Linked DNA regions of Homo sapiens: regions 2 and 3 are each linked to region 1. The links are chromatin contacts, found by Hi-C in ENCODE. All regions are on one chromosome and are shown on one strand. The core of a region is the stretch at or near the end of the contact, and the rest is flanking DNA. Distances in the headings are between cores, read along the strand shown. Region 1 holds the start of RHEX (regulator of hemoglobinization and erythroid cell expansion). Region 2 has its middle 2.9 kb from the start of GPR25. Region 3 holds the start of KIF21B (kinesin family member 21B).

Region 1 (4,786 bases), core at 1,157-3,656:
GGTGTTCCTTGCGGGGCTTCGATTGCATCTAAATAGATGTGAGAGTTGAAAGACCCATAAGGGGCTTCTCTCGCTTTACGATGTCTTATTATTTTTTTTTTCCTTCCTCTGGTTGATGAAATGCCAGGGTGAAAGGGATAGCCAAATAGGCTAAAGCACAAGTGCCACTCTAGTTATTCGGCAGAGTGCCCAATAAAGGTCCACGACAATACCATCACACATCCGCTCGGGGATGAACAAGGGCTGACTGACTGATAAGCTCTTGAAAATTCTTAAGCTCACTGCATCCCTTCAGGTCTCCAAGGAATGCTAAGTCTCCTCCCTGCCATGAGAGACATGAAGTGAACTTAGTGTTGGGAGACGGAAGCTGGACGGCCCTCAGGGGCTGACCCGCAGGGACTTTGGGATATAGCAGAGAGAGCTTGGCATGACTTATTACTCCAAGCTGTAGAAACCTGGAAAATAGCTACCCTGCAGCCCATGCCTGGTCAACTGGAGGACCACCTTAGTGGAAGGGGGACAATCAGGGCCTCTGGCCTGCCATGTGCACAAGCATAACAATTGCATTTGTTTAAAGTGCAGATGGAATATTTGATCCATTTCAGCCAGGCACTTGCATCTTGGCGTGCTGTCTTAATTGCCAAAGTTTGTTTTAAGTCTTTAACTTTTATGATCCTCTAGTAAAATGAATGTTTCCTTTAGCACCAATTTTTATTAGTTTTTAGACCAAAGAAAGCTAAACACCATTTTATATTTAATAATGTTTCTTGTATGATTTTTATACCAGATAAGCTAAATTTTACCTTTATATTAGTGTGTTATTAATTTTAAACTGAATTTTAATAAAACCTTGTAGACATATTTATCCAATTTTTCATGTTTGACCATAAGGTAAGATTTTATAGACTCTTTTTAACCTTTTATAATTTTTGTTAAAGAGCAGGTTGATGCTTTAAGAAAAACCTGTGGCATTTTTTACTTTAATGTCCAGTTCACAGAAAAACTGGATGATACCTTTTTAACTTTAGCTAATATGTTTACACACAGAATTTTCTTTATAATTAACGTTTTAAAACTTGCTTAAACTTTTAAAACAATAATTGTTTTTAACCTTTTAATGTAGGTAAAAATCCACATTCTTATGCCCCTTTATAATCTTTTTACCAAAGGTATGTTTTACTTTTCTTATACACCTTGCACATAAACTGTTTTTTTAATAGTACTCAGGAGGCCTTATTACTTTTAAATTATACAACATTTTTTGCATAAATTTTTTTATAACATTTTTTCTTTCACGACTTTTGCCGACAATTCTTCAATGTGTCTCAACTTTCTGACTTATTACAAACATTTTTTTTCTTTAAACACCAGTTAGTTTATTTCAGGACAAGAATTTACCATATAACACTCTTTTTACATAAATTCTGTCTCCCCCCACTTTTTTTTTTTTTTGAAGATAACCATTCCTTTTTTTTTTTTTTAAAGCAAACTTTCTTTATGCCTTTGGACTAGACTGTCTAAGGCCACAAGATTAGAAGTTACCATAATACATGTTACACTGTTAACTTTAAGCAAACTTCACTTTTGTTGAAAACCTTGTAAGTTTGGGATTTCAATTATCCTTTGCTATTAAGACCTTGTTTAGTCTAAATTAACTTAGAATTGGTATAGATGGCCTTTTTTTCTCTCTACTGGTCTTTCCTTGCCTCTGCCAGCCGCTTATGCTGCTGTTCTCTTAACTACGTTGGCGGGGCAAGGGGGTATAAAAGCAGCTGTAACTTTCTATGTATGGAAACTGGTCTGGGTGCCTTGGCTTACGGGTTACCTTGTGTCATACCTTTGAAACAAGGGACCTGTCCAGGCTTCCTTCTGATGGCCAACCCACCTCTAATGCTGGCCAGTCTATTTCACACAAAGTTCTAAGTTTTCCTGGTGTCACAGTAACACTGTAATCTCCCTTAAATTCTTTCTTGAATTTTTTTTTAACATAGTTCCTAGTGGGGTGGGCTTATTTGTACCTGACCCATGCTTCTTCGAGACAAAACACCACACCCACACCACACACATGCCACAAACAAAAAAACAGGTAAAAAGGGCATACACACTCTTGCAGTTTACACCAAACCAAAATCAAAACCAAAATCAGAGTATCCAGAAATCCAAGCCAGGTCAAAACCAAAACCAAAACCAAAGTATCACACAATCTAAGTCAAGTCAAAACCAGAACAGAAGTGCCAATGCAGGCATGTCGTGGGTGATCAGGCCACACTTCCACCTAGATGGAGTGGGGCAAGTTCCAAAGACTAGTCTTACCAAGTTTCAGATGTCCGGACTCCAAGTGCCAGTTCCTTCCCGGTGTTCAGCCACTGTGTTAATCCTCCACAGGGAACTGCTACACGCTGCTCTGGTGAGGCATTCCACCGGGGCAATTTCCTACCCGGGAGTGCTCTTTGGATCGCGTCACTCGGGCTGGCCGGAGTCCGCCTCAGGGATGCTCCACAGGGGAGGCCTAAGCCGCCTAAGGGGCTGCCTCGGCTGTCCATCAGTTACCTCGTTTCCTGGTCAGGGAACCAAGAAATGTAGCAGGACGAGCCGCAGACAAAACCCCTCAGACACCAAATTGTAGAAGGAAGGGCTTTATTCAGCTGGGAGCATCAGCAGGCTACTGCCTTAAAATCCGAGCTCCCCGAATGCACAATTTCCGTCCCTTTTAAGGGCTCACAATACTAAAGATTTCACATGAAAGGGTCATGATTGATTTGAGCAAGCAGGCGGTATGTGACAGGGGCTGCATGCACCGGTGGTCAGAGAGAAACAGAACAGGGCAGGGAGTTTCACAATGTTCTTCTATACAATGTCTGGAATCTATGAATAACATCAGTTTCTAAGTTATGAGTTGATTTTTAACTACTGGGTTTAGGCCAGGCAGGCCCAGGCCTGGTTTCGGGCCTGGCGCCGGACTGCCTGTCTTTGGTTTTACTTCCTTGTTGTTTTTCCTTAAAACAGGTACTGAGTATAAAACAATATAAAACAATATGAGAGGGTCTCTCTCTTCCCTCACAGTGACCTGGGTCTCAGACACTTCCTAACTGTGATCTTAGGACAAACACTTAGCTTTTCTGAGCCTCATCTGTGAAACAGACAGAATATGAATGCCTACCTCATGGAGTTGTTTAAGAACTCAGTGATCAGACTATTATTCAACAGTAATAACGAGCCAGGCCCAGTGGCTCACGCCTATAATCTCAGCACTTTGGGAAGTCAAGGCAGGAGGACCGCCTGAGCTCAAGAGTTTGAGACCAGCCTGGGCAATATAGCTAGACCTTGTCTCTACTTTAAAAAAAAAAAATCCGAAAATTAGCTGGGTGTGCTACTGCATGCCTGTAGTCCCAGCTCCTTGAGAGGCTGAGATAGGAGAATCACTTAAGCTAGGGAAGTCGAGGCTGCAGTGAGCCATGATCACACCATTGTACTCTAGCCTGGGTGACAGAGCAAGACCCTGTCACAAAAACAAACAAAGAAACAGAAGACAGGAATAACCACCATTTGTATTGTTCTAGTTTTCAGTTGGTCTTACCTGAGCAGAGTAATTGGGTGAGATTGTTCATGGAGGCATTGCTGGCTCTCTAGTCCTGGAACCTACAGTTGGTCCAATTCATTATGCCAAAGGGTCCGTCTAGGAGGTTCTTGTTCCAAGTATTGAGATTCCCGAGAGAAGTAGGTCCCCTTAGATAGAAGCAGAGTTTCTCAGAGGTATTTAGCAGCAGCTGGTGGACACAGGACTCAGGGAGCTGGCCCCCCTCTTCCCTTCCATGTCTTTCATTCCTGCATGGGAACCTGTCAGATGGGGAGATTGTTAAAATCTCACCACTGGAGGGGAGGGCCTCAAAGGCCATGGAGACAGCACCTCTCTCTTAGTGAAGGCATCTTCAGATAGAATTCAGCACAAATTCAAAGGTGGCTCCCCAGACCCTATCTGTCACATCGCCCTCTCATCTATTAGTATCTGAAGTCACCTTGATCATTTATTTGTTTACTTGATTATTGTCAGCCTCTCATCACATGAATGTGAGCTTCATAAGAACAGAGACCTTATCTGTTTTGGCCAACATTTCACCCCCAGTGTCTAGAAAGTGCCTCATGCAATGAATAGGTCCAATACATATTTCTTCAATAAATGAATGAATGAATGAATGCCAAAGACTCCTTCATAAAAGCCAGGGTCAACTGACCTCTGCCAGAATTTTGGAGAGCCTACACCACAGACTTTTGAACCTCTTAGCTGATGACAAATCTTTAGCCTTCGAAGCGGAAATTGATTTGAAAGAGCCCAAAGTACTCCGGTAAAGTAGGTGATGTTGAACTGGGTAATGTCAATTTCAGAAAAAGAGGACACGTGCCTGTGAAACACCAAGAGCAGTGTCCTGGGGTTGGGGAGGACACCTGCCTGGGTGTGGGTGGCCAAGGGGAAGAAGGAAGAGAAAGAGCAGGGGAAGATGCTGTCCCACAGCCACCACCACAGGTGTTCACCGGCCTCAGGCGCCAGCCCTGCTCAGGGTGAGAGGCGAAGAGGGAGGTGTGCTTAAGGCCAAATGAAAGAGGATCTGCCACCCTCTCCTCCCCCAACTCTTACCACATTCTAGCAAAGAGAGCTGCAGGAGCAGTCAGGAAATCCCCTAACAAGGCAAGCATTGGAACCAAGAGCCCAGGTGGCACGGATGAGTCACTTCACTTACTTGGACTCAGTTCCCCTATTTGTGAAATGAAGCAAGGATGAGAAGAGGAA
Region 2 (4,786 bases), core at 1,277-3,776, 5.2 Mb after region 1:
GACACAGCAGATCTGGGTGGGTGGGGGAGCCCGCCCTGGGCAGTCAAGCAGTTGTTAGCGTCCTGAGATGTGGGGCTCATGTCTTCACCCTATGAGTGGCTTCTCTGACCCAGTCAGGTCCTCATGAAGCCACGCGAAAGGGTTTTAAGGCAGCGAGGAAGGGGTGTAGTCAGATCATCCTGCTGGAAAGGGGTGAAACCTGGGATTCACATCTGCCTCTTCCCTGTCTTCTCCTATCCTAAAAAACCTGTCAAGCCAGACACAGATGTAAGCTCAGTTCAAAAGATGACACCTAATGAAACACCAGATTAGTTGTCCTAAATTATGAGTCAGGAGCTTGGAGGCAGCAAGATCCCTTCTGAACTGAGAAACTGAGAGTAAGGGGAGGATTCATAAAGACGAGGGGGAATGAAGTCTGACCCTGAGGAGGCAGTGGGACCTAAGGAGGAGAGGATGGGTGAGGGAAAGCTTGCTCTTTCTCCTGAAGGAGGCATGCAGCCACTTACATCTGAATTCTTCTTAGCAGATATCCCTTCCACAAGATATTGTGGTAGAACTGATGTCACAGTGCCCTCTGAGTCTGTCCCCAGTGTTCCCAGGTATGAGTGGCTGATGTGCCGGGCAACCCGGTGTGGAAAATTTGAGGTGGATTATCAATTTTGTTCGATTAAGACTTGTTAACAATGAACTCCTCCATGAAGCAGGCACTGTTTCAGGCACTGCAAGAGATGCCATTCTTGGCCTTCGCAGTTTGTTGCATAGGCAGGAGAGATGGTTACATAAGCAGAATCTTATGTAATCTTATGCAGGGGCCAAATTGTAGTAAATGTTAAAAACCAAGCCCTCTTAGGGTTTAGTGGAGGGGGAGTGATTATTTTTGACGGGAGGGCTGAATCAGAAAAGGCCTTCGAGGAGATGACACTTGAGATCAGTCCCAGGAAGGAGCTGAAAGTCAAATAAGAGCAGCAGAAAAGAGAAGAAAGGGTCAGACTCGGAGGAGGGAGTAAAGGGAACAAGTATACCAAAATGAGTAGGAATGTGGGCTTTTCAGGGGACAAGCAGTCTGCCAGAGCCCAGGGTAGGAAGGTGGGGGCAGGAGATGAAGCAGGAAAGGATCATGAGGGGATTTGGATTTCAATCTATAGGTCATGGGGAGCCAGGAGGCATCGATCTGTGTTTTGAAAAGATCGCTGGCAGAACTATGGAGAAGGGAGAGGCTCAAGCCAGGGAGACCCCATAGTAGGTTGTAATTATTTGTGTCTGAAATAGATCATGAGCAGTGGGGACAGAAATGGGAGGGTATATTCAAGAGATAATTGTAACATCATAGGTCTCACAAAGAGGAGTCAAAGATAAGCCTGGGGTTTCTCTGCTTAGGGACTATATGGACGCTGTCCCCTTAACTGCCAAGAACACAGAGAGGCACATGTGTGTATGTGTTCAGTTTGATGTTGAAGTGGGGTCATGAAATAATTTATCATCTAACCAGGATGTTTCTGAGAGTGAAAGGGGCACTATCAGAATTAACCTGGGCCGTAAACCAGGACTATTTTGGGCAAACTGGGACATAAGGTCACCCTCGCTCAGGGTCCCTCTGGCACACGGAGATCCCCAGGAAGGATTTGGAAAATGGTCTTAGAGGCCGGGCGCAGTGGCTCACATCTAATCCCAGCACTTTGGGAGGCCGAGGTGGGTAGATCACTTCAAGTCAGGAGCTCGAGACCAGCCTGGCCAACATGGTGAAACCCTGTCTCTACTAAAAATGCAAAAATTAGCCGGGCACGGTACGCGCAAGTCCCAGCTACTCAGGAGGCTGAGGTGGGAGAATCGCTTGAACCCAGGAGCAAAGGTTGCAGTGAGCTGAGATCAAGCCACTGCACTCCAGCCTGGGTGAAAGAGCGAGACTCCATCTCAAAAAGAAAATGGTCCTAGAGCTCACAGAGGGTTGGGTATGCAGTGTTTAGGCTGCTCCTGTCAAGAATTTCTCCCACACCAATTACAAGATGGGCAGGGAAGAGAAGAGCCTAGGGAATGAATGGTCTGGACCTTCCCTTCACTGGCTTTTCAGCCTCCGGGCTTGGTTTTCCCCTGAAGACCCACCCCAGAGCCGCTTTTCTAATGTCTGAGCATGTGGTTGCTGGTGAGCGGTGCCCACATCCGGGGTGGAGTAGGGGGCTGCAGCCTCCTCCCCTAGAAGGCTAGCAGGGGCAGTGCTTGCCTGCCAGAGCCCAGAGACCATCAGAGACAGACCCAGTGTTGCTGGACTTCACCCCTTCAGGCACACCTCAGTCTGCGGGCTCAGAGAGTGTGAGTGATCCTGAAAGCTAGAGATGAACAGCAGAGAAGCCGCCGGGTGAAAACAAAGAATGGGGCAAGCAGACCAAGAGGGGAATATAGGAAGGGGGTTGAGGGGAAGTAGAAGTAGGTTATTTTAAAAATCACAGAGCTACTTGCTTCCTGGGCCATCATCTCATACCCAAGGGAAGTCTGTGGCCCAGAGCATATGCTGAATTTTCTCTGCTGAGGCCTGGGTGCTGTCCATGGGCCTTACTGAACTTGTCTGGATGAGAAGAAACAGCAAAGGTCAGAGCCAGGGACACTGCCTTAGGCCCGGTCTCCTGGGGTGCCCAGCCCGGTTTCAGTGACCAAGGCCAACTTCACAAGACTGCTCTTTCACCCTTCAGGAGGACTCCCCACAGGATTACACACAAGTCAACTAATAGAAACACTCACCCTTACAGGCTGGGAATCCTGGCCATGCTCTCTAACAGGTGTGGACAAAGCAGAAGAAGTCTTCCCTCTTCCTCCATCCCACCCCTGGGAGCCTTCTCTAACCTCCATCCCTAAGAGGACTTCCTCTCTCTGCACTGCTGGAGCCAGGGCAACTGTTACGTGGCTCCGTCTTGCCTTGCCCATGGGATTATGAACTTCTCAGGGCGAGGGGGAGCTTCTTTCTACTCATCAGGGTGATTAGCACAAGCCTGAAAACAGAGGAGATACTTTAAATAAATATCCAATGCTTCGGGCTAAATTGTTTTCGAGAGTAGGTTTATTTCTGCCCCTTTACAGGTTATATTTAAGTTCTTATAACTTATTTTTTCTAATTTTAATTTTTCTGTACAAAGAATCTTAACATTTTAAGTAAATTGTATTTGCCTTTTTATGTTTAATCATAAAAGCCATCTAATACATTACAGAATAAAGAAGTAGTCGTCATCTTGGACCTGCTACCCCTACACAACCAAACTTAGCCAGTGAAGGACATTTTCAAAAGTATTTATTTGTAATCTCATTATTTTTAGATTTTCTATTTTTAAATATTCCATTTCAGATATTCTTCACATTTTTTACACAGGTGTTTCAAAGTCGTATCTGTAATTAGAGTGTACACAGTATTCTCAATTAATATCATATAAATCCACATGAGTCTATGTTGCTTAATTTTCTAAACCCTTAAATATGGATATTTAGGATGTTTCTAGTATTTTTAACTGTTATAGAAATTTGTAATGAATAATTGCACTTATGACTTTTTTATATTGTTTTTATAACATAAATGCTCTTGTATAAGTACATATAAATATGTATTTATATACATATAAATATGTACAAATATAACATATTTATATAAATATGTATAAATATAACATTTATATAAATATGTTGTAAAACACGTTATAAATACAAATTTTGTAACAAAGGCAATGAAAATTTTTATTGCTTGATACAAATGTTTACAGTGATTAGCAGTTTAGAATGTCACTGGCATTGTATGAGAGTATAAGGTTCAACACAGTCTTCTTAGAGATGTTCATCGGTAACATATATTTTCCATTGTAATAGGCAGTGAGGTAAAATGGTACCTCATTTCAATTTGCACTTGTTTATAAATAAGATGGAAAATCTATTTATTTCCTAAGTGAACCATTCTAATCATGTCCTTCACATATTTATTATAATCTATGTATTTCTTATTAATTTGTACAAACTATATATTTAGGATGAGTCATGATTTATTCCACTTGATTCAAATATTTTTCCAAATTCTTTTCTTAGCTATTATTTATTTTAGTTTGACATTTTCATATAGTCAAATTTGTTGCTATTAGCAATTTCAGAGTTTAGAATGTTACTTTCTCTTTGACAATGTAAGAAGATTCAGTCTGTCATTAAAAAATAATTTTCATTAGTATTTTAAAATTTACCTGGTGTGTAATCGATGTTTTCATATTTCTATCCAGCTTTCCTAACATCATTTATTAAATTTAAAATATATATTTTTAAAACCTTGCTCTGTGTTGTGACATAGAATTTATTATATGCATTTCTTTTTTTTATTATATGCATTTCTTTTTTTTTTTTTTTAATAGACAGGGGCTTGTTCTGTTGCCCAGGCTGCAGTGTAGCCCAGTGTGATCATAGCTCACTGCAGCCTCAAATTCTTCAGCTCAGGCAATCCTCCTGCATCAGCCTCCTGAGAAGCTGGGACTACAGGTGCACAGCACCATGCCTGGCTAATGTTATTTTTTACCTTTTGTAGAGACACAGTTTCATTATATTGCCCAGGCTGATCTCAAATTCCTGGCTTCAAGCGATCCTCTCACCTTGGCCTCCCAAAATGCTGGGATTACAAGTGTGAGCCACTGTGCCCGGCCAATATCAATTTCTTATATGTCATTTTGTCTGTTTCTGATCAGTGAACACGCAGATCAGATTATTAGTGGTCAGAGTCCAGGTTAAATGTCAGCTTTATAACTTGATAGCTGTGTGATCTTGGGCTCCAGTT
Region 3 (4,786 bases), core at 1,643-4,142, 5.0 Mb after region 1:
TAGGTTTTTGATTTGTTCCTATAGGGTTGTTGTTGAGAGCTGGGTGTCCTGGAAGATCTGGGCATCCCAGATGGCTGCCCCAAGTTGCTGCCGGATTATTTTAACTACAGTAGCGTGGGAGCTTCCTGCCTCAGAGAGGGCTCCCCACACCTCCCCCAGGTTCCCATCTGCCCAGACGCCCACAGCTCCTGTCAAGAGAAATGATGGAAGCCCCAAGATACCTGGGGGAAGGGCCTCAGCTCAGGACAAGAGCTGGGGCTCCAACCCCAGTCCAGTCAGAGAACTCTCAGGGCCAGCTCATGGTTGTATGCATGTGTGTGTGTTTGCCTGTTTCTGTGAGACAGTGAGGAAAGCATGGGGGTGGGGGAGATAGGCACACGGGCAGCTAATCCTGAGAAACTCTGGGGTTTGGGAAGGAGGGAAGGAAAGGAAAGCTGGAAGGGGATAGAGGTGATGGGAGAGAGGGGGATGGGTAAAAACCAAAGAGAGGAAGCAGTGGCTGTGCTGAAGCTGGACAGAAACTGAAAAGGGCAAGGCTTGTCCTAAACTTCCTCTGACCCATCTAACCTAAATCTCCCCACGCTGTGGTTTAAGCCTTTTTCCCACCTTGGTTCTCCATCTAGCCTCTGAGCAGCAGAACCCAGGGGGGATGTCTGGATGCTGGCTGCCCTGCTGCTCCCTGGTGGCCCAGGAGGGAGCTACTTCTGAGTAGCCGAAGTCCTGAGGCTCTGACATTTAGGAGACCTGAGTTTCCCGCCCGTGTGTATCCCTGCTTCCCCTGACTCAACACCCAGTGACCTGGAGGGATGCAGAGAGGGTGGGCAGCAGCTCTGGAGGCATTTCCCAGCAGTAGAACTGTGAGTCAGAAGGGTCATCTACTGTCGGAAGTCAGAGGGGACCTCCTGCAGGCAGGAAACCAGAGTTGGGCCCCAGAGAAGTCCAGAGATGAGTTGGCGGGAAAGTAGCTCTTCAGAATGCAACATTACCATCCGGGAAGGCTGAACCTGGAGTCCGCTGTGCCTAGAGGAAAAGCCTGGGCCGGCCTAGCTCCCTTCTGCCTGGACATCATCATCCCTTCCACCTTGGTGGTCATCTGGGAAGCCTGGAATAAGATATACATGTCCAAATCTGGAGTCTGTTGCTTATATGCTGGAATTCATACATGTGAGGCTCAGTTTCCCCATCTGCAAAATTTAAAAAGAATAAAAAAGCCTAGCTTACAAGGTTATAGGGAAAAAATGAGAATATGTGCATAAAATACCTTGTGTAGGTGGTCCATATGTGTTAGTCTCCTCCCCACGAATTATTTTGGTTGGAAGATGGGGAGGAATGTTGCAGGATATGACTGCAACATTCTGCTAACCTCCTGGTCCAGGAGAGGTGATCCCCTGGCCCCAGGGAGAGCTTCCTCTAGATTCAAATGCTAATAAAAGGTCCAGGATACCACCAAGACCTCTTCTCCAGCCCCCATCATGGGGGCACTGCTGGCGGTGCTCCTCCTGTTTGCCATGGGGATGAAAAGGATGTGTTGATTGGCCCTTGAAATTTGCCCTTGAAATTATCTTTGGTTTTGATTTGACCTTAATAGGTCAAGCCAAACAGGGATCTGAGCTACTGCATGAAGCAGTTATTGGCGGGGAGGGGGGTGTGAGTGGAGGAGGGAAGGGGAGGAAGATGGTACCAACAGATGCATCCTCAGACCCCAGTCCACACCCTTGCCAAAATCTCTGACATGGTTTCATCATCTGAGGGTAATGTAAGAGGCCTGGAGTCAGACTCCCCTTCCTCCCCTCCCCCAGAGATCCCCATCCACATCTGGGGCTGCAGCTGGGTCCTCCTCTTGGGCCCTTTCCAGGGGAGGGAGCTGGGTGAAGTGAGGGCAGCTGGTGAGGGGCCCTGTGAATGGCCCCAATGTTGGGAGGCAGGGGGCAGGGAAGAGGCGTCTGGGCTCAGAGGGAGGGAGATGGACTGGGAAGGGAATTGTGACTTTGCAGCACTGGTCTCCTCCTCCATCCAGGCCCAGCGTTAAAGTCTCCATGGTCCTCCTTGTCCTTTATACCCATTCCTGCAGGCAGCTGCCCTCCTTCCCTTCCCCACCCACTTCACCGCCCAGCCTCTCTACCCAGGTGCTCGGAACTGAGGGCCCCCTTTGTTCCCTCCTTTCCCCCAGGGCAGCTCAGGCCTCCCACACTGACCCTCTGGCCCCACAGCCACAACAAGCAGAGTGTGAGCCAGGCCCAGTGGGGTCATCTGTGGGTCATAAAGGTCAATGGGACAGTCGTCTAGCAGTAGGGAGGGGCTAGTCTTGGGCTAGGAGCCTGGCCAGGAATCAACTAAAACATGAGCTTTAAGATGCTGCAGGGTGGAGGTGGGGGAAATTTTAGTTAGGGGCTAGCAAGAACTCCCTTCGAGAAGGGTTGGCGAATTTACTGGAATAAATGCAGAAGGGAAGCTTTCCTGGCTCTTTTGAACTATAAACCGTCAATCGCTGTGGGATCCCCGGGAGACCAGGGTTCTTACCATGCTTACCCACGAACTCGCTCTGTAACCTTCGGTAGTTCCCCTCTTTGAATCTCAGTTTCTTCATTTATGAAATGAGGGTCCCATTGAAGCCGAGGTTCTGCTACTCCAGGAGCCGAGGTTCTAACGTGGTCTGCGTCCAGCGCCCCCACCCCTACTCCCACCCCTACCCCCACCCCCACCCTTCAATCCCGCCCCCTACCCCCAGCCACCCCGTGGCCGCGAGCCAAGAGGTCCCTTTAAAGGCGCGAGTCCCGCCCCCACTGCTCATTAGGGCTTTCGATTGGCGGCTCCTGGGCGGGGCGGGGCCCGGCCTGGGCTCGGGGCTGGCTCGGGGCGGGCTCGGGGCCGGATCGGCCCCCGCCCCCTTTGTTCGCGCTGCGGCGGGAGGTGGCTGCCGGGTGGGAGGTGTGTGCGCGTGTGCCGCGCCGTAGGGAGCGGCGGGTCGCGCCGCCGGCTGTCAGCTAGCTCCGCGCCGCCGCCCGATGGCGCGAGGAGGCGCGCGGGCCCAGCCCCGGGGGGCCGGCCGCGGGTGAGCCCCTCGGCCTGCCGCCCGCGAGCATGTCACCTCCAGCCGCCGCCGCCGCAGCCTCCGCCAGCCGCGCCCGCGCCCCCGCCTCCCGCAGCCGCAGCCGCTGCCTCGGGCATTGGCCCCCAGACCCCCGCCTCTGATCCACGCCCAGACCCTAGCTCCAGAGGGCCATGGCCGGCCAGGGGGACTGCTGCGTCAAGGTGGCCGTCAGGTAGGGACCCGGGGCGGGGAAGGGGGCGCGCGGAGAAGCCTCGGGCTTTGTCTCGCGTGGGCTTTGGGCGGGGGGCGCGAGCACCGCTTGGGCTGGAGCCTGCACTCCCGGAGGAGGGGCCGGCGTGGGACGGGATGGAGGGCGCCGCGCGCTGGCCAGTCTGCCGCAGGGGAGCGGCGACCCCGCCGACTACTGGAAGGTGGCTTTGTTTGGGTGGTAATTTTGGGCCCCTCTTGGGAGCCCTTAATGATCAGAAAATCGAATAAACAAGGAAATCCGGTATTTCACACCCAGCTCTGGCCCAGGCCGGAGCGTCTGTGCGTTTCCTCTTCGCCTCCCCACGAGGCTGCTGTCTCATACGGGGATACCAGAGAGGGAAATTTCCCCTCATCCATGCGAGTCAGCTAGTTATGTGCTCTTGGTCCAGCTAGCAAAGGCAGCACACCCACCCTGGGAGCCAGATCTGCAGACAAAGATCGGGTGCGGGGACCAACGGAAAAGCTGGGATGATGCCTTGGCCTTCTGTGGGAAGTCAATGGCTTTGGGGGAGAATCCTACCAGTCCTGTCCCAAGAGGAGATGGGCCTAGGAAGGGAGGAAGAGGTGTATCTGAGGTGCTTCTCTCTGAGAGGGCAGGAGGGTGTGATGCAGATGCCCCATCCTCAGGCACTCAGATAAAATTGAGCAGGGGAGGGTTGCCTAGACTTATCTGGGGTTCCATTCTCAACAGCTCCGGGACTTGAGCCGGCAGAAATGAGACAGGGAGAGGACATGGCTGGGTGGGTTCTATTGGGAGGGGTACACAAAGGTGCAGGAGCAGGAAATGCTGTGAAATTGAGCCATCTGTGTTCTTTGTGCTGGGTGGAGATGCTTCACACCTCACCACTTCTCCCAGTTTTTGCTTTGGGTTTTTCTCTTTGAGAGGGGTGTCTTGGCGGCAGAGTGCCAATCTGGAGCTGCTCACCAAGGTAGGGATGTGGCAAGAACATCTATCTCTGCCCCAGCCCTGTATGATGGAGGGGGCGGGGGATTGTCCAGGTCTAGGGTAGGTCTCTCAGGTCTCTAGATCCCTTGGGTCATATGTGACCCAGATTCCAGGGGTCCTAGGAGGTTGCTCCTAGACAGAGTCAGAGATGGCAATGAAAAAGCTTTCTTCTTCCTGCCCCAGGGCAGATGCCCCTTGCCACGGCCACCTGGCCAGGCCTCTGCAGCCCAAAGAGGAGCTGACACTGATCAGTGCTTGGGTGAAGGGAAGGAGATTGAGGCACCCCCACCCATGCACCCTAGGCAGCACTCAAGAATCACTTGAGCACAGCTTTCCTGGCCCTGAGCAGCCAGAGACAAAGAGGAGCCCTGCAGGTGCCTGGTGGGCTGACTGGGGCGGGGCCAGGCTGCTGCTGGGGCTGACATTGCAGCAGGATCTTGTGGAGGTCGAGGGAGGGGTGCATGGCTGGGGGGTGGGAGTGAGAAATGTAAATATGGCATCTGCAGCAGATTGGGAGAGTCCGAGAACACCATAAAAGG

Evidence for each region. A loop is a pair of places that touch in the nucleus more often than their neighbours do. Pooled maps may share reads with other maps.
Region 2: a map with no recorded cell type shows a loop between it and region 1 (29-fold over the local background). The contact joins the enhancer-like site here to the promoter of RHEX in region 1. A Hi-C loop is called at or near these places in 3 of 37 single-sample maps with no recorded cell type and 2 of 50 pooled maps.
Region 3: a map of OCI-LY7 shows a loop between it and region 1 (12-fold over the local background). The contact joins the promoter of KIF21B here to the promoter of RHEX in region 1. A Hi-C loop is called at or near these places in 1 of 168 maps with a recorded cell type or tissue (OCI-LY7), 2 of 37 single-sample maps with no recorded cell type and 3 of 50 pooled maps.

Annotation. Positions count from the first base shown.
Region 1 is chr1:206,050,793-206,055,578 of GRCh38, reverse strand. It overlaps RHEX (regulator of hemoglobinization and erythroid cell expansion), which reads right to left and starts at 2,406. Exons shown (of 6, transcript NM_001007544.4): 1 at 2,314-2,406. LOC105372857 (a long non-coding RNA gene) reads left to right here. Exons shown (of 3, transcript XR_922473.3): 3 at 1-2,136. RefSeq lists enhancers at 2,291-2,350, 2,771-3,010, 4,374-4,786.
Region 2 is chr1:200,867,656-200,872,441 of GRCh38, reverse strand. No RefSeq gene overlaps it. Among named protein-coding and RNA genes, the nearest start is that of GPR25, 2.9 kb to the left of the region's middle. Within about 2 kb of position 2,526, at least 2 of the 41 ENCODE cell types and tissues checked have a DNase peak (open chromatin) inside an H3K27ac peak, as active enhancers do.
Region 3 is chr1:201,021,820-201,026,605 of GRCh38, reverse strand. It overlaps KIF21B (kinesin family member 21B), which reads left to right and starts at 2,892. Exons shown (of 35, transcript NM_001252102.2): 1 at 2,892-3,263. The coding sequence starts at 3,223. It overlaps LOC101929305 (a long non-coding RNA gene), which reads right to left and starts at 2,657. Exons shown (of 4, transcript NR_188464.1): 1 at 2,521-2,657; 2 at 987-1,102. RefSeq lists silencers at 2,167-2,324, 2,676-3,035, 3,436-3,485 and an enhancer at 4,090-4,697.